Regions from separate parts of the Homo sapiens genome. Here all the other regions are linked to region 3. A link is a loop called in an ENCODE intact Hi-C map of the cell type or tissue named here. Cell type or tissue: heart right ventricle. All regions are shown on one strand. Links, peaks and the distances in the headings refer to the core of each region. The heading gives the core; the rest is flanking DNA. Region 1 holds the start of SMIM2-AS1 (SMIM2 antisense RNA 1). Region 2 has its middle 30 kb from the start of LACC1. Region 3 holds the start of LOC124903167 (a long non-coding RNA gene). Region 4 has its middle 28 kb from the start of NRAD1. Region 5 overlaps LOC105370182 (a long non-coding RNA gene).

The links. Peaks named below come from ENCODE experiments on the same cell type or tissue, not always from the same donor. Only the 100,000 strongest peaks of a DNase experiment are listed, where the experiment ranks them.
Region 1: it touches region 3 in a loop (3-fold over the local background); 10 of 110 quality-filtered maps call a loop at or near these places.
Region 2: it touches region 3 in a loop (7-fold over the local background); 93 of 110 quality-filtered maps call a loop at or near these places.
Region 4: it touches region 3 in a loop (18-fold over the local background); 100 of 110 quality-filtered maps call a loop at or near these places.
Region 5: it touches region 3 in a loop (9-fold over the local background); 10 of 110 quality-filtered maps call a loop at or near these places.

Annotation. Positions count from the first base shown.
Region 1 is chr13:44,106,277-44,111,153 of GRCh38, reverse strand. It overlaps LINC00390 (long intergenic non-protein coding RNA 390), which reads left to right. Exons shown (of 4, transcript NR_132368.1): 3 at 3,937-4,062; 4 at 4,697-4,877. It overlaps SMIM2-AS1 (SMIM2 antisense RNA 1), which reads right to left and starts at 605. Exons shown (of 5, transcript NR_104065.1): 1 at 542-605. In heart right ventricle, for the core only: no CTCF peak of the experiment used is centred there; a DNase peak (open chromatin) is centred at 2,598; H3K27ac peaks cover 4,000 bases.
Region 2 is chr13:43,907,961-43,912,837 of GRCh38, reverse strand. No RefSeq gene overlaps it. Among named protein-coding and RNA genes, the nearest start is that of LACC1, 30 kb to the right of the region's middle. In heart right ventricle, for the core only: a CTCF peak has its summit at 4,238 (motif pointing left); no DNase peak of the experiment used is centred there; H3K27ac peaks cover 633 bases.
Region 3 is chr13:44,435,795-44,440,671 of GRCh38, reverse strand. It overlaps TSC22D1 (TSC22 domain family member 1), which reads left to right. Exons shown (of 3, transcript NM_183422.4): 2 at 4,577-4,628. LOC124903167 (a long non-coding RNA gene) reads right to left here and starts at 3,468. Exons shown (of 4, transcript XR_007063778.1): 1 at 3,380-3,468. RefSeq lists an enhancer at 4,825-4,877. In heart right ventricle, for the core only: CTCF peaks have their summits at 2,278 and 2,480 (motif pointing right); a DNase peak (open chromatin) is centred at 3,751; H3K4me3 peaks cover 1,901 bases; H3K27ac peaks cover 2,330 bases.
Region 4 is chr13:44,048,137-44,053,013 of GRCh38, reverse strand. No RefSeq gene overlaps it. Among named protein-coding and RNA genes, the nearest start is that of NRAD1, 28 kb to the right of the region's middle. In heart right ventricle, for the core only: CTCF peaks have their summits at 2,156 and 2,355 (motif pointing left); no DNase peak of the experiment used is centred there.
Region 5 is chr13:43,984,411-43,989,287 of GRCh38, reverse strand. LOC105370182 (a long non-coding RNA gene) reads left to right here. Exons shown (of 6, transcript XR_941918.3): 5 at 2,461-2,587; 6 at 2,668-2,710. Among named protein-coding and RNA genes, the nearest start is that of NRAD1, 35 kb to the left of the region's middle. In heart right ventricle, for the core only: a CTCF peak has its summit at 2,365; no DNase peak of the experiment used is centred there; H3K27ac peaks cover 2,117 bases.

The sequences.
Region 1 (4,877 bases), core at 469-4,468, 330 kb after region 3:
ATAAAACAAAACAAACAAATCCTCTGTTCAATATTCCCCTCTATAAAGTGGACACAATAATAATAAGTATGCATAAGGATGTTGCGAAGGTTAGATGAGAAAGTGCAAATGAAATGTCTGATACTTCATAGAAGTGTGTTATAAAAGAGAAAAATATATATACGATTTTTGAACTCCTTGTAATAGAATAATATATTTCTCAGGTTCAAGAAGTTGGGAAAGAGTTAATCACAACAGAATTGTCACCATGCTAAGAGAGAGAGCAAGTGATTTTACTACTAGAAGCCAGTATGAACCCAATAACACAGTATGGGGAAGAGAACATCTAACCAATGCATAATAATTAGGATATTGTTGAGAACCGAGCCCTCCGAGCTTCTACATGCCTTTAACAATTAGTAGGTCAATGACCTTGCTCAGTGGATCTCCACTCATATGGGAGGCACCAGCAAAATGAAGAAAAACCCGCAGACGCTCTTGTAGGAAATGCAATTAAAGTGGAAAGGCCTAAAATAACATTTCCATTGTGCCCCTCACTTACATTGGAGAGTCAGGGCCAGACTGGGAGGCTGGCAGGGAAACAGCTTGGCACTGCAGGCCACCTGGGGTCCATTTGCCAACAGGACTTGTGGCTAACATCCTTTGATAACAAATTTCCCAGAGTCACAGGGCTCTTTTAGATCACCATGATTCCGGGTCACAAGACGGATGGGAAGCCACAGAGCCCCGGGTCCTTTCCGTGAAGTTAAATATTACACCATCCATAATGAAACATCTTTGTATCTCCTCGTGGCCACAATTACTTAGTCACTGATTATACAATAAACTCTTCAGAAATAATTCACAAAGATGAGAAATCAAACCCCACCCTTTTATGTTCTGAGGCATGAACCAGCTCCACCTCTTGAGAGAGGGAGGTAAAGCCTGTTGCACATCTTCAGCCCATGGTATTTTCCGGCAAATGTGGAAGACCCTCAATATTGGAAGGTGATCTGCAGTTCCACAGGGAGACAGTACAATGGGTGCCTGCCTGGGAATGGCAGTGCCTGGCTTCAGATACGATTTCAACCGATCAGCTGTATAGCACTGGGCAAATTACTTAATTTCCTAGGCATCTCAGTTTCCTTATTCACCAAATGGCAGTAATAATTGCACCTACTTCATAAGGTTGTTGGACCTGGCACACTGTAGTTGCTAAATAACCGTCAACTATAATGCCCATTCTCCTGAGTCGTTCACCTTTTCGATAGCCTAGCAAAAAGTTCTTTGAAAAAATGACAACTACCAAACAAAAGGCATATTTCATATAGACAAAATAACTCACATTGTCTCTTACACATGATAGGGACCTTGCCCATGATTGTGGCCCTTACATAATCTGGATAACCATTTGGGTTTTTATTGCTATGTGGTGCTTCTTCTGCAAATGGTATTGTCCTTTGTGAAACCCACTGCTTTTACCTTATCATTGGCAAATACTTTTGGGGTTTACTCGAAATGTATTCACTGGCATGGGGAGTATGGATGAGGTCCCTCCTTCATGGAACTTAGATTCTGGTTAGGTAAGGGGTAACAATAAAGCTTAAGAAGTTTTAGGATCCCAAACTCAGAGTTCAAGGGGCTCATGTGTGAGGAACTCTAGGGGGAGGAAGAAAAGAAGTAAAGTTTAAGCTCAAAATTGAAGGCGGCTGAGAGTTTTGCTTGAGAAAGTGCCCCAGGTGGGTGGAAGAATGTGGTTCCAATACCTAAAAGGAAAAGAAGCTTGGAGTTGAGAGGAGCCGAGGCCTTCCACCCACCTGCAGCAATGTCAGGCGGTAAGAGGATGATGGTCAGGCTGACCTAGGCTTGGAGACCACATCAAAGGGTCAGGCTTGATCCCAAAAGTATCAAGGAATCACGGAAGGGTTTCACACTGGGAGTGAAATGGTCTGACCTGAGGTGAGGCTGGATCATCTTGGCTGCTCTGTGAGGCAGGAGAGAATGTGGGGATCCTGGTGGGAGGCTGTGGCTGTCAAGTCGGCACAAGTGCACCATCTTTTAATGATTCTGGCCCAGACTTGGGTGGTTTGGAGGTAAAGAGGTAGATAGATTTGAGAAACATTTAAACATTTGGCTTAAAACTAAAGCTAGCCCTCCCTGCCCCACAAATCAGGATAAGTAGCAACATTAACCTATAGTCGGCCCTTCTGCTACCAACACCCAGGACGTTTTTAGTTTGGAAAAAGAAGGGACCTGGTATCTAAAGTGCAGCTTGGGGGTTTTCTACTGAGGTCAATGACCTGCACTGCTCTGCCTGACCCATTGCCACCTCAGACACTGAAGCCTGCTCAGCCTCCTCTCACCCTAATTACACTTATCATGCAAAGCCCTAATACAGCCAGGAAGGGCTCAACACCAGTCCCTCTAGCCAAACAATCAGCAAACTAAGATAACTTTAAAGAGTGTCAAGCCCAACTTTATGACTCCTTCATAGGCACCAAGGGCATTGTCTCAGCAGCCTCAGCCACCAGACAGGATGGCCCAGGGCTGCTTGTTCCTTGACCTGCTAGGACCAACTGTGACTCATCTATTTACTGCAGAGCAAAGGTAACTTGGGTTGCACAAGTTGACAGCTGTCTCCCAGGTGACAATCAGTACTGGAAATAAAGGCACTGGGCTTTAACTGGAAAAGTTTCTACTGGCATAGACCCAGGCTGGATGAGGCAGGGACGTGAGAGATGGCATGCACGTATTTTAAAGAACTGGGGTCCTCACAGCTGACTGGCTATTTCAAGTCACTCTTGTTATTATCTCACTGAGCAGCTTGGAGCCTAGTGATGTCACTTATATGTGCTCTGTTATTTACAGTTTGGATATTTTAGGCCCACAACCGTACTTCCTTTCTTGGCAGAAGGAAGATTAGGAGCAGCAATAATATTATAGTAATATTGGTATCATTTATTAATGGGATAGTCTATTCTGAAAGCAGTATGTCACTCAGGTTATACACATTGTCTGTAACCCAGGGTTCACAACCTAGGGTTCGCTTAGGAATCTCCCAGGAATCTTCAAAATACTGGTGCCTGGGTCTACTCTCCAAAGACTGATTGGGTAGGACCAGGGCATTGGCATGTTAAGGCTCGCCAGGGAATTCTAATGTGTACTTAAGGTCGAGAAACAGCTTTCATCATCACAACAACCTGCAAGGTAGGGATTTTTAGCTTCATTGGATAGATAAAGAAAATAGGGCCCAGGGACAACAGACAACTTGTGCAAGTACAAGATCAGGGACTTCAACCTTGGATCTGTCTGGCCACCAATCCCTGCTGCCAATTTGCTTCACGTGTGTTTCATGAATCCGTAGGTAAAGAGTAAACAGACAGAGCACACAGATGAGGAAAAGGGAGCCCAGGGCAGCAGCACCCCACAGGAGCTTCGTGCACAGGAGGCTCCACCACCACCCTGAGCCTGCTGTGCAGCATGGGGGTCACCTGCAGGTGAGGGTTCCAAAAGGAGAGTAGCCCAAGTTAGCAAATAATGGGTCTTCATGGTTGCAGCACCACCTGGCTTCTGTCCAATCCTCAGAAGCTGGCGCAGAGGAGAGATATTTGGTGGAAAGTTGAACGGGTCATGGCCCGGCTAGGGCAGTAGCCCCATGCACACTCAGTTACCTACAGTATCTGCAGAGAGATGAACTTCCTTCCCTAGTGTCTGCCTTCTCATCCTGCACTGTGTCAGCTCAGGGCTTGCACCAGGTTCTCTGGGCTGCCTCTAAATCGTACTTGAAGATGTTGGGGTTAACTCAAGAAAGTCGTGTTGATTGATATATACTGTCGAATGGGAAGGAAGCATCCTCTGATTCTTGTTTCCCCAACCTAGAGCACCTTTAGCCATAACTGCCGAAGTAAATATAATCAGGTGGGATTCTGAAACTGCATCTTCCTTCTCCTCTGCTAGGAACCCACCAGGGCAGAGCCTCAGCTCTCAGCCTCCCGGAATGAACCATGAACCCAAAGCAAAGAGCAGAACTCCTTTGACACCTCCAGCTTCACAGACAAAGATGAATCTCCTAAGGCATTTCTGGTATCGTTGCTACCAATGACTGAAAGAGCATCAAAGTCTGAGGGGTGGCAGAGGAGAGGGGAAGTTTCTGTAGTCAGGTAGGAGGTGTCTGGCCCTCTCTGTACTCCAGATCTAAACCCTACTCTAATACTCCCCACAAAGGCTTGGATTGGCCACTTTTGTTCATTTATTCACTCAACATTTATGAAGTTTATAGCACTAGGGATTCTTAGCAGAGTAAAACCGAATGCTGACCTTAAGTAGCTCACAGTTTAGCAGGAGAGAAGTCACCTAAAGGGCAAGTGTGATGTCAGAGGAAAGCACGGGTGTGGTGGGAACACAGGAGGTAGGAGGGTGGGTGTCCTAGAGGGGCAATTCCTGACTTGGGACTTATGAATGCCTAGCAGGAGTCGGCCAAGGGGAGAGTGGGGGAAACAGTTTTCTAAGTGGAGGGGGCACCTTCAGCAAAAGAGCAAAGATTCTGTTCTTTGCCTCAATAAAGGGTGCTCCTTGTTGAAAGGTCACCTTGGCTTAGCTCCAGAAACTCTTCCTTCTCTGGACTTCAGGGACTTGGACTTCTTTCTCTGCATTCAGGCCAAAGGGCTGAGTCTAAGTGAGACTAAATTCCTAACTCAGACTTTTTTTTCTTCAACAGAAACATGCAGTTCTGAAGTCTGGCCAGCCACACCAAAGAGCTTTTCGCAAGAAGGCACAGGCCAGGTAGAGGCAGCTGTGCAGTGGGAGGACTGTGATGTTTTGGACTAGAAAATAAGACGCAAATGAGGCCAAAAAAACACAGGCACTGCATAAAGGTGTCTTCTCCCCACTTTATAAGC
Region 2 (4,877 bases), core at 269-4,268, 530 kb after region 3:
TGTTTATTTGCTTATTGTGTACCTCCCTGACTAGAATGTAATCCCATGAGGGCGGGGACTTGGTTTTATTCTCTGCTATATCCCAGCACAGAGAATAAGGTGATGGTGGTATGGTATATATTAGGTATTCAATAAGTATTTGTTAAGTGAATCATTAATGTCCAAATTTATTCTTTCAAATCATTGAGCACTCATTTATGTTATGTAACAGTGCAAAGCAAGCAATAGCTTTAGCTCTAAGAGTGGGATCACTGCAGGCTGCCTGGGTTATTTACCACACAGCACGCGGAGGTGAAGGGCACAATGGTGAGAGGGTGGAGAAGTGGCAGCAATTCTAATTTGTGCCCAAATAAGGGAATGGCAAATCCAGTCTAGTTTAAGACAGTTGAGGTTGGGATGGGGAAAACAATGGGATGGGTGGGCCTCAGCATAGGGGCACAGCTTCATAACTATCAGGTGAAGAATAGAGACAACAGGACTCCAAATACAAACAAGGCAATCCAGAGAAACTATCAGATGTTCTGAAGCAGAAGAAAATTTGCCTAGCCCACAGGCGACCCACAGGAACCCAGAGCCTGGTTCCTTGATTTCCGCATAGGCTCATGGCCACCTGCAGATGCTGGATGCTCAATCCAGAATCAGCTGTGGGGATAGGGCTGGGGCAGGTTCTCTGGGGAATGCAAAAATAAATATAATCTCTACCTTCAAAGAGGCTGCAGATTTATAGGAGATGCTAAGACACAGCTAATAGAAGTAAAAGCATTACGTAACATGTAATGTGCTCAGCAGAGCCGTGAAATCACAGCAAATTATATCTGTAAAGGAGGCTATTTATGGATTGTGTTTAAATATAGAACTAGTCTCTTGGGTGCAAGAAAAAGAACAATTTACTAGTTACATATCTCTTCATTTGCAAAATGTAGGGTTTAGAAAGAATTCTTTTTTATGTTTCCTTCCAGTGCTAAATTGCTATGATTCTTAATTCACATACATGTAAGCCTATATAGGTAAACTTGTATACATAGATAATAAAATCTCATTAATTTGGACTTTGATTATTTTGAACTTATGACCAACCATCAAAGTAAGGCTAGTTGAATTTTCATTTTATTTTATCAGTAATATTAGTAGCTTGTTCAAAAAGAGTGTAGACAAATTATAAAAGGAATGCTTACCAACTTTAAAGAACAAACTGTTTTCAAAGCATTTAGAACTCCTATTTGCAAACAAATAGCTGAAGTGGATGTCAGCCACTTGGACTGATGTTTTGATGCATTTCATACAGATCCCTGAACTAGGGCCGCTTGGAGAGAAGGGAGTTGACACACCAGGTCCCTGACCCTCATCTCACCTCAGAGCACCAGGAAGCCAGAGCTTGCCTTGACTGAGGACAAAACCAGAGGAAATCATTTGCAGAAGCACCGGGCCTGGCAGATTATGCCCTGAGCCTCCTGCTGTATTTCTTGCTTTGGCAGAACAAACTTTTTTAACAAAGAAGATGCAGTCTTCTTTAGGTTATTGTGTAAAATTCATCCATTGAAAATGTTTCTTGAATGTCTACTACATTTATCGAATGTGCAGGAGGCACTATTATATATCCTTATTACATTATAGATTTTCAGTACCAAGTGTTTATTTCATTTACAGCTCTTGAGGATATATTTTATCTTATTATTCACAGTTAATTGTAATAAAAGTTTCAATTGTATTACCTCAAAAGGCTACATGTGGACCTCACAGGCAAATGGGGATGTTACTAAAAGGAGAAACAAGGGTGATTATGTAATACTAAAATTTATCAAAAGCTTTTATGACTAAGGTCAGAAAAGCTGAAAATCAAAATGAGATGCAAATTGAAAAATGCCAGGAAGGGAATGAAAAAACAGAATCTGGAAACCACAGAAGTAAAAATTTTCATTATACCTTAGACAAATCATCACAAAGTTGATCCCAAATTGAAGATACATATAAGAAAGTAGTGGGAGGCCGAGGCGGGCGGATCACAAGGTCAGGAGATCGAGACCATCCTGGCTAACACGGTGAAACCCCGTCTCTACTAAAAAAAAATACAAAAAATTAGCCGGGCAAGGTGGCGGGTGCCTGTAGTCCCAGCTACTAGGGCGGCTGAGGCAGGAGAATGGCGTGAACCCCGAGGGGCGGAGCCTGCAGTGAGCCGAGATCGCGCCACTGCACTCCAACCTGGGCGACAGCGAGACTCCGTCTCAAAAAAAAAAAAAAAAAAGAAAGTAGTAATAGGAATTATACAACCCCCCTCAGATGAATTTAGTCACCCTCTGTGACTGAGCCAAAAGGCTAATCAAGAGAGGCCAAGGTCTTCAATCTCCCTTGAACGCACCAAAGTCATTCGAACCAGATGTTTTTCCTGATGCTGCTTTCTTCACCCACTGTCTGACTTTGCAGCTATTGTTCTATCTTCAGATCCTTGCTGCAGTTCTAGCTTCTTGGTGCAGCCCTTCCTAATTCCTCCTACCCAAAATGAGAGCCACTTTCTGGATGCCCCGGAAACCTTACAACATTGCAGTTTACCACTAAATGGTTCTCTAGTGAGTATGGAGTTCTTCTGGATTAGGCTACAAATACCTTACTTGCAGAATTCATACTGTAAACATTTTAGTGATTTATTAACTTGTAAGAAAAGTCTTACAAGACATAAAAATTTAGTCATATTAAGTAAATATTGAATGAATGGCATTTGTCAAAAATAAAAACTGTAGAAAAATAAAACCACTTTGGAAAATTTGGGATGTAAGGTTCATAATACCCATTGCACCTAACTCCTTATAAGACATAAAGGAGGCACTTTTGGCTGACAAATCGATTGATGAATGAATGGTAGTAAGAAAGTTTTCTTTACTGAGACCTTTCATTCTAACCTACATATTAATGTATGAAATTGATTAGTGCAAATAATCATACAGTCATCTCAAAGTAAACTCAAAACATTCACCACCACCACCACTACCACCACCACCCCCTAAAAGCTGCTCAGCCTCCTGTATCCTTTTATGCCTAGTTAAAGGCATCACTCCTCACTCAGTGACCTAAGCCAGGAACCTGGCAGTCACAAAGTACTTTCTCCTTATTCCCATATTTGATTCCTCACCAAATTCTGTTGACTGTCTCAGATCCATCCCTGCCTCTCCTTCAGCACAGATTTTACTTGGTTCAGGCCTTAACATCCCCACCCACCCAGACTCTAGGGTTATTTCCCAGCTGGTTGCACATATCTGGTCTCACCTCTCTCCAATCCATGCCACATCCAGCCAGAGAGGATCTAAAATGCAAATCTGTTCACATCATCCCCTTTCTGTATCTTGTAATGGTTCTAATGCCTAAAAGATAAAGTCCTAACTTCTTTGCATGTCCTTCAAGGGCCCTTTTAATCTGGTTTCAGCCTTTCTTTTTAAAATCAACTTTGGCCACTTGCCTATATGCATCATACCTTCTTCCCATCTAAAATTTCAGAGTCTAAAATTGTCAGACTTGAAGTGCCAATGCATTTTATCTCACTGTGTAGGACAATATTTGACCCTGTATCCATTTAAACTAGTTGACTTACCTCTATATCTAAACCAAGGACCAATTTATTTCTTGATCACCTCTGCAAAGCTGATACTTTGGTCACCACGATGGCTGGTAAATGCCCCTAATATAGCAATTATTTGATCGTATACGCATTTAACCTACTAGAACTTCTCTACTGTCAGAAGGGCAGGGAGGGACATAGCAGATGCTGGCATGTGAGGAAAGTATATAGTTTGGCATTTCATATATCAGCATCACCATAACAACCACTCAAATATTTGTTGAACATTGGTGAGTCAATGATGAAAGAGTTTAGAAGAAGGAATTTCAGGGAAATGGAACAGCAGGAGCAGAGGCAGCAGTGAACTTGCAGTAGGCTAAGAACAACCCAAGGTAGTTTTTTTTTTCCCTGACACTGCTAAATTGAAGGTTTTTATAAAGGAGCTAAAGATGAGGAAAGTAGCCAATCTGAATAAGCTGTGACTCAATAAGTAGAAGATGAAACCAAAACATACCTCAAAAACTTCTGCCTGGGAGACTGGAAGATTGGTGACACCTTGATGGAAAACAGTAAGACTGAATTGTACATTCAGACCAGTTCTCACCATCTGAATTTGAAAAAGAAAAAAAAAGTCTAAGAGGAAAAACTGAATAGTTACTACAAATTACCTACAAACGTCCTTGCCAGTATGAGGATTTATGCCACCTGGTGGCAGTTTATCTAATTTTGTTATTCAATTCTTTACAATAGTGCAAACTCTCAAAATTTGTACTTACAAACTTGAGCACTGTGTCAGGCATGAAGGAGCTATTAAATTTTTTTTGTAGAATAAATGGATGAGTGGAATGTGTAAATAAATTATTCAATGAAGCAAAGCTCTGTGATGAAAAAAGCTCTGATCCAAAGGTCAAGACAGTTGGCATCTAGTTTCACACTAACTGTCGAGTGATTCCCAGGAGGTCACAGACCTCTCTCCCAGCTCTACCATTCCTGACTTTATATTGGGGTTTTAGTTTATTTATCTAAAAAAAATGATATGTAAAAATTTCTTACAGTTATAGTATTTGAGTTTTTTATATATAAATTATATATATATAACAATATGTTATATATAGCACAAACTCAACAAAAACTCAAATATAACTGTAAGAAATTTTTACATATCTTTTTTGTTATATATGTATATTGGGATTTTTATTTGAAAAATTATTAGCTGAGTTCAAAAGTCCTTGAAGAGTCACAACATCAGAGGGTCTGTCAGGAGTGATATGTACACTTCTGGCAGTTGAATTTGAACTCACAGCTGGAGGAAACTTGCTGGTTCTAAGTT
Region 3 (4,877 bases), core at 336-4,335:
TAGAAATGCATCCTATTTTGATGTTGGACCTCCTAGATTTATCCTTTTTCTTTTCCGATTCTTTTTTTTTTTTTTTTTTTTTTTGAGACAGAGCCTTGCCCTGTTGCCTAGGCTGGAGTGCAATGATGCGATCTCAGCTCACTGCAACCTCTGCCTCCTGGGTTCAAGCAATTCTTCGTCAGCCTCCCCAGTAGCTGGGATTATAGACATGTGCCACCACGCCCAGCTAATTTATTTGTTTTTGTTTTTTTTTAAAGTGGAGACGGGGTTTTACCATGTTGGCAAGGCTGGTCTTGAACTCCTGACCTCAAGTGATCCGCCCATCTCACCCTCTCAAAGTGCTGGGATTACAGGCATGAGCCATCGCGCTCGCGCCCGGCCACTGTTCTACTCTTTTGGAAGCTTTTTCCAACCAGCCTTTCTGTGGAGATAAGGAAATGTAAATTGTGGTTGAATTTAACAGCCATTTCTTTGGCATTTCTTCTTGTTTTGACAGTGTGTGGGACCCAACACTAAAACACTATTTGTTGTTTTTCTGCCATTCACATTTAACTGATAGTCCTGTAGTTTCATTTGTTAAACCTGGTAAGTATATTCCCATGCCTAGTGAGAGTAAACTAGAAAAATGGAGGTGACGTGGGAGTCCTTAGACAGCAGTGATTTGGTCAGGTACAGGGTAATGTGCCTTCGCTTCTTTCCTGGCAGTTGTTTTAGATTTGCAAGGAGTTTGGATAGGGGGAGAAAGAGGTTACTCTATTTCAGTGCTGAATCTCCAACTGTACCGGTGTTGGCCAAGTCAGATTAAGTTTGGAAGAAAAGCACATGTTACAGGAAACAGAAACACTCAGGCCTGTTCCTCTTTTCCTATCCTGTCATGCTTGCTACCAATATGCAGTAGCAGTTGAATTGGAATCTGTGTAAAAAGGCTTTTAGGCAGACAACACTAGAAAATACCTCAATCTCAATTGTCCAGGCTGTTTAATGTGTATGAGTTCCCACTGAGGTGATACCTCCTGATCTTTGCTCAGTGCCTGAAATAGACTTATATGGTCCATGGCTTTAAGGATCTCTCCTGGAAGCCTTGTAGTATTTTTCTCTGCCCTGTCAGCAAGTCTCAGTGAGCTCTGATGAGGCACCAGACATATGGATCGTTTGTCTTGCAATTAGAAGAGCCTTTGAATGTAATTCTAGCCATTTGTGCCACGGACATTTCTGATCCAAGGGTTTTCCCTCCATGGAGCTTTCCATTTCCTTTGCCTTCTTTTTCAAATTATGTCTTCTCAGTTTTCATACAAAAGTCTAGTTTTAAAGGAATCTAGCATATTTATGTGAAATATATGAGAAAATTAGATTTCTAATCATTTTTTTAGTTGCCTATCCTTTGGCTCAACAAATTCTCCAGAAGTGTGCACACACACATACATGTTCAAGGATGTATGTAGAAGGATGTTCCTTGCAATTTTATTTAAAATATCCAAGTATTAACAATAACTGTAATGTCCTTCAATAGGAAAATGGGTTAAATAGACTATGGTTGCTTATATTTGCTTCTCTTGCTTGATACAATGGATGATCAGTTAAAATGATTGAAATAAAAACAGCTTTCTGTTTATGTTGAAGAACGGCATGAATAAATTCAGTTAATTTAGTAATTTTTTAAAACTGCAGCTTGGAATTTAAAAATTTTTTTATATGACCTTAGAGTTTTGTTTTTTAAAGCTCTTTTTATAGCTTAAATGGTGCTTTAATACCCTTTTTTCATGAAGTTGGCATTCAGTTAAAACATGTAAATGGAATTTAGCATACAAATAGTTTTAGGTATAACTTTAACTTTCAAAATATAGAGACTATCATGTAGTAAATAATATTCTGGTTAGCATTCATAGACATAGGGACCACATGCCAGCTTCCCAAATAATTACGATTTCTAAGCTTCTACTTAGTCTCCTTTTGTTGGAAATGGGTATCTTTTTTTTTAAAGCATCATATGAGTTAATATATGTAATTTTTATAAATTATAAATATGTTAACAATTATTGTTATTCAAAAGCCAAGCCTTAAAATTTGGAGAATATGAACCTTTCAGTAAAAAGGGAATCTCATCACTTTATAGTTGGTCACACTTTGGTTTTTAACCCAAAAGAGAATTGTGGTCTTCATCATTTACTGTGCTTACCGATCTGGTCTGGTTCCTAATAACTTTGGACAGTTTCTGAAAACCAAATCTACCTACCCCCACTACCAGCATTGAGTCAACTTAAAAACTGTCTAAATGGATCTGATGGCAATTTTAGAAAAGGATGCTGCTTGAGGAAAGATGCTTATTTTGGAGAGAAGACTGTGTGTGTTTGTGCATGTGCGTGTATTACATATATATGTTCTACGGTCAGATTTTATGTTGGAATTATTTGTGATGACACAATTTTATCTACAGATTAGAGAGGTCTCCCCAAGTACTTTGTAGATTTTTTGGTTTTTATATTATGCCATTAGAGGGCAGTATTGTAGAGGTTAAGTTTTCTTTCTCGCATGTATTGACTTGGAAACTGTTTATGTTGTATTATAATTTAGCAAACTTCAGGGCTTAGATTTCTAGTATATTAAATTGTAGCCTTAATTGATGCATCCCTGCAAGTATTTTAAATTAATATAGGAAATTTTGAAAGGGTTAAGCTATTTTATACCCACATCTCTCGATTTTGGTTTGGAGAAGGGAATTATTTGGTCAGTGTGGCCAAGAGGGTGAAACAGAGGTGAGCCTACAGCATCTATTGGCTGCTTAACTATTTTTAACCACCATTATATCCTCCCTTTTCTGGTTCTGGACACTGCAAATGGGCAGAGACTAACTTCAAGGATTTGTATGCTTTGAATACATACTTTATAATATTTCAATCCCTCTGATGTAAGAAGGCTCATAGGATTGAGGGATTGAGTCTTAGAGGAATTGTCACTCAGCTTGCAAAAACGTGCCTTAGGGACTTAACTAAAAATAGATTTATGTGGAATTCAACCTGTGGATTGACTTTTTTGGGTCTAAATAGAAGAAGGCATATTTAGTTACTAGGGAGAAGATGCTAATAGGGAGATGTGATTTTAAGGTTTGTGGCTCTACGGGCTTTTTGGGAAGATCCTGGATTTTATCTGGAGTCTTTCCCTCATGCCTAGCAAAGAATATATAATGTTTTTTGTTTTGTTTCTATAAAACAAAAGGTAGTATCTCTCAAAGAGCAAATGTGATTTTTTTTCCTCTAAAATTAAAAAAATACATGATTGCAGGGTGATTATTATCTTTAAAAATAAAACCGTCTATAAAATCCTCCCAGTACCGCTGCCGGTAAGAACTAGATAATTGAAATCAAGACACTCGAAGTCTTACAGTGGTGGGACTGGGCATGCCCAGTAGCTCAGACGGTTCGGGTTACAAATAGGAAGCTTTCGCCGTTAAGCAGCCGCGGGACACAGCTCCGGGGACCGGGGTCTGACTCCCTTAAACGTAAGCACGTGTGGGGGCCCCCATAGTATTTTTCAGGGACCCTTCACATTTTCTGCCGAAGCAATGGCCCAGTGTTTTGAGGCCGCCGTGGAAACCTCCGAACCCAGCACCCCACTCCCTCTGAGCACGGCCCGCGCCAGGCCAGCCCACCCCACGAGCGGGATCTGGAGAATGGGGGCGGAGGTGGGGGTGGGGGGAGGCGGGGAAGCAGGGAAGCGGGAGGACCTGGAAGGGAGTAGGGGGCGGTCCCAGTGGCGTGCCGGCCAATCGGCGCAGCTCTTTCCTGCATATATTTTGCACTAAGACTGGGAGTCCTGGTCTAGAGCTGAGTGGAGCCCGGCTGCGGATCTGGGAAGCGCCTCTTCACGGCACTGGGATCCGCATCTGCCTGGGATCATCAAGCCCTAGAAGCTGGGTTTCTTTAAATTAGGGCTGCCGTTTTCTGTTTCTCCCTGGGCTGCGGAAAGCCAGAAGATTTTATCTAGCTTATACAAGGCTGCTGGTGTTCCCTCTTTTTTTCCACGAGGGTGTTTTTGGCTGCAATTGCATGAAATCCCAATGGTGTAGACCAGTGGCGATGGATCTAGGAGTTTACCAACTGAGACATTTTTCAATTTCTTTCTTGTCATCCTTGCTGGGGACTGAAAACGCTTCTGTGAGACTTGATAATAGGTAAATGTCGGCTAAGATAGTTTCTTTAAATTTATTCGTGGGATACTTATAATAATACAGGTGAAAGATAGCCAGGCGAATTCCTTTGTCCATTGCTGAGAGATTATGGTGACATGGATGTTGTTTTTCGAAATGTTAAAAAACCTTATTTTTGCAAGTCTGGCCAGAGAACAGGCTTTCCCCACATTATGTAATTTAGTCCTTTGTGGCTTACTAAAATAGGGAGATGCCTGGATATTCGTTAGTAAGAGAGGGGCTGGCATTTTCTGGAGGGTGATACATTACATAGTGTTAAATAACATTCAAAATATGATGCTAGCAATATCACAAAATTGGGAGATCCTTTTTATCTTGGAAGCTTAAGATAAATTCCATTTATCGATGACCTTTTTCCCTCCTCTTTTTCAGCTCCTCTGGTGCAAGTGTGGTAGCTATTGACAACAAAATCGAGCAAGCTATGGTATGTACTGATGAAAAATCATTTATACTAAATGTGGGCACAGCACAAAAATAAGATGTTTTGTGGAACCAGTGCATCCCTAAGTTCAGATGATGATGATTGCTCTTGATGCGCGTAGAAATGCCGGCGCTGTCTCCATTCGGCCAGCGTGGAGCCACCTACCACGGCAGCCGTGGAGGGAGAAAGGGGCCCTGCGGGTATTAAATGGTCTTCTTCCCCGGACTGGTTTCACACGACGGGATTTTCTCA
Region 4 (4,877 bases), core at 243-4,242, 390 kb after region 3:
GACAGCCTGACCCCCGCCCCCAGATAAACCGACATGTGGATTGCCAAAGGCATTTATATGCGATGGTGCTAAGACTGCTTGACGCTAACACCACACTTTGATCATTCAGTCAAATCAAAAAGCATTTATTAAGCATCTGTGTGAGGCTCCCTGCCGGGGCTTCTCTTTGTATCCCTAGCATTCACACTTCCCTGCTTTTCTTCTGTATCTCTTCACCCCTGCCCAAGAAAACTCCCCTATCCACAGGAATCTCACTGCTGGTGTTATCATGTCTTACCCAGAGTGGGATCCCATTTTGGTTCCTCCCAAGATGCTATTCAATGTCCAGGATGGAACTTTGAGAGTGGACCGGTCCTCTCTCCATTGTAAAATCTACCCATCCATCTCTGCTTCCTGGAGATTCTGTGTGAGGAGCACCTTAGTTAGGAATCAGAGCAAATGGCGATGAAATTTCAGTCTGTGTTCTTCTTTCAGAATGCAGAGTGAACATTTAAGAGGGTTTTTAGAAAAGCAGTTTACAGCCAGTAATTGGAAGCGTTGAAGTGTTTTTGCAAGACCAGTATCTCAGATTACAGATTTATGATTTGCTTGAAAATAATCATTTATTTTAGGCTTGAACTTTAAAAAGAAAAAAATAAAAGCTTAGAATGATTTTCTTCAAGTTTTCTATGACATTCTTTACATCAGGAAGAGATGAGGGAAGGCAAGATGGAGGTTTTAGAGAGAACGGGGTTCCAATGTTATTTTCCCCTTGGTTCATTTATGAGACTACATTTTCCTAGCTGCATACGCTATTTCCATTGTATGACTCACACAGACAATTTACTACATTTAAAATTGTGTCAAATTCTTTCTGAAAAGCTTGGGTCAAATACACATACTATGTATACAGTTGGAAATTCTTCCTCATAGATCCAGCTCATGGTATGGATGTTGTATTTGTGTCCTCGTAGCCATGGCAACTAGAAAAGGGTTAAGCCAGGGCCTCAGAAAACCCAGAGGCTGTGCAGTAAAATATCATATGTGTGTATATACTTCCTAAAATATACTACTCAAATATGGATTAAGAAATCTTAAAACCACTGTCTTAAAATTAATTTTTCATTCCTAGTATGCATGTTATTGCCTAAAAAGGATACTCTCAAAACAATCTCTTTCACCTCACTCCTTTTCTCTCTAAATTGTCATCTAATGACCATTTATCTCAAAAGACAGACTATGTAAATCCATGAGAAGTGCTTTGGTTTTTAGATATGGATGAGAGAAATACCAATGAGAATATGAATGAAGTTGTTTTCTGGCTGAAACAAACTGTCTTTTTTAGATCTCTCTTTTAAATCCATTTATATGAGAGTAATAAAACATTCTTCTCCATTTATTTAAGAACTTACTAAATAAACTTGGGCAACCCTGAACAATGCCAAGATGTTAAACATTCACCAGCTCTAAGAATTCAGACTCTTCTTTGTGTTGGCTGATGGCCCTCAGGTCCCTGACTACCCCTTTTAATTTTCTTACACACTTTACCCTGTGAGATAAATTTTAAGAGTTTATCCTCAAAATAACACTGGATAGGAGTACAGAATGCAATTCTGTTTTTTTTGTTTGTTTGTTTTCTGAGACAGAGGCTCACCCTGTCACCTAGGTTGGTGTGCAGTGGCGCGATCTCAGCTCACTGCAACCTCTGCCTCCCAGGTTCAAATGATTCTCCTGCCTCAGCCTCCCAGGTAGCCAGGATTACAGGCACTGGCCACCATGCCCAGCTAATTTTTGTATTTTTAGTGGAGATGAGGTTTCACCACATTGGCCAAGTTGGTCTTGAACTCCTGACCTCGTGATCCGCCTGCCTTGGCCTCCCAAAGTGCTGGGATTACAGGCGTGAGCCACTGTGTCTGGCAGGGAATGCAATTCTTATAAGGCCCAGAGCCATTGCAGCATTGGATAAAACACCATCTTTTATATCCATACATCTTTCTTATTTACATTTCCAGGTGCAAAAGGAGGATGGGTAAAAAAACTTTCACTAAGTGGTTCTCTGTCCCACTGCCCATTTCGTAAGGATATCAGAGAAAGTATTAATACATCCCCTGGTCTAAAATGCCTGGCTTAACTTTTAACCTTTGACACAGTATCAAAGTTTTCCACACCCTTTATTTATTTCAAGATATTTCTCTGTAGGAAATATATTTTATAATGAAATAATAAATAATAAATCATAAATGGCTTTATGATTTTATAATAAACATAAATTTATGGGAATATATTTAAATGTTCACTTCCAACCTTTGATACCATCTCATATTTAATATCTAAGAATCAAAAAAAATTTCAGGGTCAATATCCTGGCCCTTCTTCTGCCATCTGGTGGAGAAATAGAGAAGCAGTGAAATTGATGCATCAGGAGTTTCTTCAGAGTCCTTAAATGCATCAGTCAGCGAATGCTTGTGGGGTATTATTATTATTTATTATTATTATTCATCAAACAGTACTCATCAAGACACTTGGCATCATTAAACGTCATGCTCTGCAAAGTAGCCACATTCAGTCTCTGTCCCCAGAAGAACTATGAGGCATTACATGATTGAAAGCTCCCGGACGATTTAGTTATTTTCAAGCAATCAGTTCAACACACAGTGTAAGGAAAGGACTCCTTAAGACTATGAGGTTGGCATTTAGGTCATTTTAGCAGTAATTTGCTTTATAATGATATTCTGACCCCAAGATGCTATGCTTTTCTAAGCACTTCTAAAGAGAAAGAAAGAAGGGAAGGAGAAAGAGATGGATGCAACTCTCTAATGCCTTACAAATCCCCAAAATGACATTTTAGGTTCATTTTTAAGGCCATTTAAGAGTGTCAGAAAGACTCTTTATGAGCAAAAATAACATCTCCATGAGGTATCTGCACTTTAATCAAATTTATTATAGTTTACAGAGTATGGAGAGAAGAGATGTAATAACAAACATCCTAACTGCCACAGATTTGAGGCAAGTGACAGCCTCCTCAAATTAACTTCAACAAAATGATGTTCCAAGCCTGTTGAATTGCCCCATACATAGCCACATCTGAATTCCCATCTTCTTGCCAAAATCCATAGAAAAGGGGCAGCCATAAATCATGTAGGAAATACATTGATTGCTATTAAATATCCTGTATATTTCATGGAAATGTGGCTCTTTATGCTGATGGATTCTGGCTGAAGGCACTCAAGACCAAAGGACCATGCTGTTTTGTATTGAAAGTGGCTATTGGCTTGGTCCATTGCCACCTGCTCTTTGGTTTTAAAAGGGCATTGAAATCTAAGGAAGGCCCTTCACAGTGTTCCAGAATCACTACCCGTGACATAAATAGAGAAAAAAGCAGTGCTGATGTAACCAATGCTTTCTTAACTCGATGGGGCTCTCAAAGGGGTTATGGAGCATAGTGAACTCCCACCCTGACTTCCTGCTTCCTCCACTCAGCACCCTCTTGGCCCAAATAACCCTTTGGCTTAAAGAGGGGAGGAAGGCTCCATCTTGAACATTGCCCATTATAAATAATCAATGTGCATATTTTGGATATGCACTGGATATGTGATGCTTTTCTAAACAAGATGAGAATTTATGTACCCCCAAAATAGACACATAAATTACATCCTTTAAAAATACATCCTCTAAGGTTTTTGTTTTCTTTCTTTTTTTTTTCTGTAGCTGCTTCTTTATTTCAACTTCCCCACACACATCCTTGACTGCTGTGGCAATGTGAAAGAAAGGTCAATGCAATTTCACAATTGATTCCTACAAATTCTTTCCCTACCAGAGTGTCCACCAGGGAGATCATGTAACATCTGCCCGTAAGTGGTGGGTTTGGGGGCCATGGAAGAGTAACTGGTGATCACCTGGAGCCTGTATGGGTTTCTTAATATTAGGTTATGTCAGTCTAAACTCATTTCTTTCATTGAAATTGGTACTGTAGTATAAATGCAGTGTATCTAGATGATAGCAAAATTTCCTGAAAGATGAAGGAGAAAAAAATGAACTGAACCCAAATGTGCTGGATTTGGGATAGATAGATAGATACCAAAAGAGGGACATTTCCAGTAGAAAGCTAAACCATTCTGTTCTTTTTTCACATTTTAATTAATAACTTGAAAGAAATATAAAAGGCATGCCTTTAGAAATTTGCCCAATAAACATTCAACTGAGGATGCTCTTGATGACAGTCCATGTGCTGGGAGCACAGGCAACGCAGAAAGCCTGACCTTTGGGAGGCTACAGGCTCTTTAATTATGCCAATGCTAGAAAGCAGGAAGAACTAAAGATTGGACAACAGAATCACAAGCAAAAGCCAGGCAGGCATTTTTTAGGCTAAATTTCTCAGAGATGTATGTGGTATTCTAAATTCAAGATCAAAAAATGTAAGAATCCAGCAACAGAAGAAGAATCCTCTTCCAGAATAGGAAGCTATGGTGTTAGCAACTGTTTCATGAAAAAAAACTTAATGGTTTGAGATGACCGATAGAGGGTGACAATGTGACATAGCTCCCCAAAAGACCAGTGCAATCTTGGACTGCATAATATAGATATATGAAACCAGAGCAAATTGGCAACCACTCCTTTATATTTTGTGATGTTTCTAGTGATCTCAGAGTGTCGTATTCTCCAGTGGACACTGCACATTAGTCGGGTCACAGACAAACTAATGCCTTCCCAAAAGATCTACTAAGATGATGATGGACTAGACACTAGAAGCTACTCACCAGCAAATGTTTATTGAGTGCCTACTTTGTTTCAGTCACTAATTTTGGTGCTGGGGATAAATGATGGCTACAACAGACAAGGTCCCTGTTCACATGAGGATGACTACTTAATGGCTAAACAAAAGACAAATACAAAGTTGA
Region 5 (4,877 bases), core at 594-4,593, 450 kb after region 3:
AGACCAGCCTGGGCAATATGGTGAAACCCCATCTCTACTAAAATACAAAAAAAAATTAGCTGGGCATGGTGGTGGGCGCCTGTAATCCCAACTACTTGGGAGGCTGAGACAGGAGAATCACTTGAGCCCAGGAGGTGGAAGTTGCAGTGAGCCGAGATCGCGCCACTGCACTCCAGCCTGGGCGACAGAGCAAGACTCCATCTCAAAAACAAAAAGAAAAAAAAAGAAAGTAATGGGTTAAAAGACTACAAGCATGTGTGTGTTGTAATGGACCTAGAATGTCGTAAAATATATTAAGATTTGGGCCCTGGTGGTGGGGCCGGGGGGAGCCGGGAGAAGCACTCTGCAGAAAGAACCTTCTTGTCCTTTGTTAACTATAAAATCCTCAGCTCTCCGGGGAAGTAGCCCTCCTTTGGTGGAACTCCCTGGAACATAGGGTTCACTTGAGGGGCATTTACCAGTCAGCCCATATTCTCTGGGGAAGAACAGCAGGCAAAGTAATGCTAAGCTGATGGGCCTCTTAGGCCTGAGGAATTCAGGGATGACTACCTAGGTGGCTCAATGGCAGCAGAAGCTGTGGGAAATGGACAAATGGACAAAACTGGTGTGAGTTTTTAAGCAATACCCAACTTACCTTTCTTGGTGACATTTTACAACATGTGGCTTTTTTTGCTTGATTTACAGTCACATCCAAATCACTGCTGAAGCAGCTCTTCTGCTTCCTACTCCTAAATGCTAAATACCTTGGCAAGTTTGGCACATTCTTTACCGATATTACTCATAAATCTTTTCACTAGAGACTTTGACATTTCTTAAGTAATGCCTGAGATGACAAATTAGCTTGGAGTCAATCTTCCCATCTATTTTTATGCAAAGTTTGTTTCCATTTGACTATAAATAGAAAAAAAAATGGGGAAAAAAGATAACTAGGAAAATTGATTTTTAAAATTCTCACATTAAACCAGGTTATAAATGGATGGAAAACTGGGCTTGAAGGTTGACATTGAGCAGGTTACTTAGTCTCTTGCTGTCTCAGTTGTATCATCTGTCAAAGAGTAAGATTGGATTCAATAATTAAATTGTCATTTTAGGATTGGCACAAGGAAAATGAAATTTCCTAGCAGCCTTAAATTTTTTAAAATTAATTTTCTATTAAATTTTAACATATATATAAAGAAAAGTGGCATATTGGCCAGGCACGGTGGCTCACACCTGTAATCCAAGCACTTCGGGAGGCTGAGGTGGGCAGATCACCTGAAGTCGGGAGTTTGAGACCAGCCTGACCAACATGGAAAAACACTGTCTCTACTAAAAATACAAAATTAGCCTAGTGTGGTGGCACATTCCTGTAATCCCAGCTACTTGGGAGGCTGAGGCAGGAGAATTGCTTGAATCTGGGAGGTGAAGGTTGCAGTGAGCCGAGATCGTGCCATTACACTCCAGCCTGGGCAACAAGAGTGAAACTCCATCTCAAAAAAAAAAAAAAGAAAGAAAAATGGCATATTATGATGATCTCGCTTAATGAATTATCACAAAAAGAACTCAACCATCTAAGCACAACCTTGATGAAGAAATCAAGTATTACTAGCATCTCAAGCCTCTCTCATGGCCCATCAAGTCCCCACCCTGCTCAGCCTTTTCCAAACATAAACACTCATCATTACTTCTAAAATCACAAATTAGTTTGCTTTTGAACTTTATAAAAATGAAATTATACCATATGTTTTTTAACGTCTGTAAGACATATATTGGTCTATAATTTGGCGCTAATCAAAATTCAGATTTATCAACATAGGTGACCAAGGTTTTGGGCCTTCGTGCTTAAGCCTTTATGTCATTCAGAATTACTCCATATGTGGGGAGGGAAATGACTCTATGTATTATGAGCTGAAAGATATTTAATGTACATAATTAGAGTTTCACATAACCATTGAAAGAGCTGGGGAGGCAAAGGTCAAGAAGGCCACTTTAGGAGACCTGGTGGTATAGTGATCACAGAGAAGCCACCACTGATGACATCGGCTGCCTGTCCACGGGAACCCGGAGCCAAAGGAAGCCCTCAGTGAAGATCTCAGCTCCCCAGCCAAACTGTTGCAAGAAAAAAACACCTTCTCCTTCTCTTCCACCTTTGAAATCTCATGTGAATTCTTCCTACTGGCAGCTTTAACCCAGAATCCGATTCAGGAAAACGTTCTGTGACCTAGGGAAAAAGAACACTGAGAAGGGCAATGAAGACACAGAGCTAAAAGCAGATAATGTGGCCAACACTTAGTTATAAACTAGCTGGTGGAAGCAAATTGACCTCTCTGCATTTCTAATCTTCTAGTCTCTCCTAAGTCTTCAGATCCATTTCCAATACAAATCCTATAGTGCCCTCCTTAGGGATACTTAAAAGCCTGCTTCTATGTTACTTCTTTCAAAACCAGTGAGTGACTTAGAAGGTCTTCTCTTTTATTGCAGATGCGTAGAGCAGCTTCTGAAGATCAGCAGGCCTGTGCAGCATCATCTGAGGGTCCCCAGAATTAAAGCAACATGAAACCCTTCATACTGAGTGTGGCCACTTCCCACTGACCATGACTCACAAATGGTGAGGCCACCTGACAGCGTTGAAGATAATTACTATTCATCCTCTTCTGCTAATAGAAACTATTTTCTCCCCTAATCTAGGTTTCCAATTTTAGAAGCTGCCCTGTCCTCATAAAAGAATTACCAGGAAGGTAGGAGGTTTGTTTGTTTGCTTTTCTGTGCATCTAAGTACCCTGACAATCTAATCTCTGGAGAGTCTCAGTAACCAGGCAACACAAGTCATGCTCCAATTGTGCGGTCCTCAATCCACTTTTCCTGTGCTATTCCAGTTCAAAGTAAGAATACCAAAGCCAGAACTGCAGAAGATAAATGTGGATCTTTATTACTACAAGCAGATAACGGGGTCTGCCCCCTCTTCTTATTGCTGAGTAGAAATTCTGAGGCAAGTGCTTTTAAAAAGACTAGAACAGCACATTTTACCTAAGAATAAGATTATAGCTAGTAACCTGTTTTTCTTACAAAAAAAGAAAATGGAAGGAGATAGCTTTTGTCTGGTGACAGTTTATTTTAACCCAGATGCTTCCTCCACTTGTAATTTGGCCTCATTTGTGTTTTCAGAAACATCACCAATTCAGACGGGTTTCTTGGGTAAGGACTTAATGGACAAGGTTAAACACAGCTGTTCTGGTGCCTGAAATCCTTAAGAGTCTAGCAGGACCGGAGCAAGTAAAATAAACTCAGAAAGAGCTGTCTGGATCAGTGTTTCTAGAGACAAAATGAGTATAAATGAGCATGGAGTCAACAGGCCTCCTGGGTCAAGGTCAGAGGCAACCTGGGGACACGGATTAACAGCGGAAGAACACTGCCTATAGTACATTTGCTATGAGACAGCACAGAATTGGACATTCTGGCCTTTAATCATCAGGCTATCACAAGGAAAAGTGGTCCAGATTTAGTACTGTGTCAGCACTTTTTATAATAAATGCTTCATTTACTAGGAATTTAGCTATCGAGTTGCAGATGATAAAAATGACACTCAAATGCAAGGTCAAACAGCAAACATTTATAATTCCTGTCTATTAGCTAAATACACAGTCCTAATTATCCAGGTGAAAGGGGTAATTGTTTTCCCAAACAGTGCCTCAATCTCCAGTGATTTACAAAGCACTTTTACACACATCATCTCGTCACAGTGGTGTGTATGCCCTTGTTACACAGATGGATTGAACTGGAAATTGTTTCATTTGCCAGTTTTAAGTATCTTCCTTTTCCCTGTGGGTGGTTTCTGTAAGGCCTGATGGACATATTATCATCTGGATCTTCCAGGCAATGACACCTCTAAAGAGGCCGATGAACTAGAACTATCAGTTCTAACACCTTAGGCAAGAATCCCTCAATCTCTCTGGGTTTCAGCTTCTTCATGTGTATACTGTAGATATGTTGTCAAAATTGTGCTAATCTTCACCAACTAATAAGAAATGATAAGAATGAGATTTTGTGGATATGGGACTTTAATATACAGTGAGAGGAATATAAATCAGCATGACTTTTTGCTGGTGTTATGTAATAAAATGTAAAACGTACATACCATTTCATGCAGAAAATTTATATCCAAGAATCTATCCCAATGAGGTAGTTACATAAATATGCAAGTATACACAAGATGTTCATCACAATTAGAAACAACCAAAATGTCCACCAACATGAGACTAGTTCAAAAAGATACGAGGTATTCATACAAGAGACTTTATGCATCCACTGAAAAGAATCATGTAATTCATATTGGTTGACTCAAATAGAAGCTCCATCACATATTTTCAAGACAAAAGGAATTACAAAGCAGTATGGTTGATATAATCCCATTTATGTGCAAATCAAATAAATTCCAGATTTCACTGTGGTTCAATTCAGCCCAGTGTCACATTCACAGAAACAACCCAGCAACAAAAAGGCATTACAGAGTAATTTCAGCCTTGGCTCTCCATTTTCAGAAAACATTAAAGAACCTACAATTCCTAACCCACAGCACCACATCTTAAAATAGTCTCTGTATCCCACCTTTTTCATCTTGTTCTCTAATTCTCACACTGTAATAGCTCCTGAAGGCTTTCTCCTCCCCAATATGCTTTTCTACTCTCAACCAAAGACATCACAATGATACTCAAACAGATCAGCCACTTCTCTTTTGTCCCTCTTCCTTCTTCCTTTGTTTTTTTTCTTCACTGATTACCATACTCCGAAAAATAAGGTGGAGAAAGAAGAAAATGCTAAGTGGACAAAATTTCCTTTCCAGAGAGTAGGAGAAAAAGAGATTGACTATGCATATACTACAATGTCTTAACCTTGTAGCA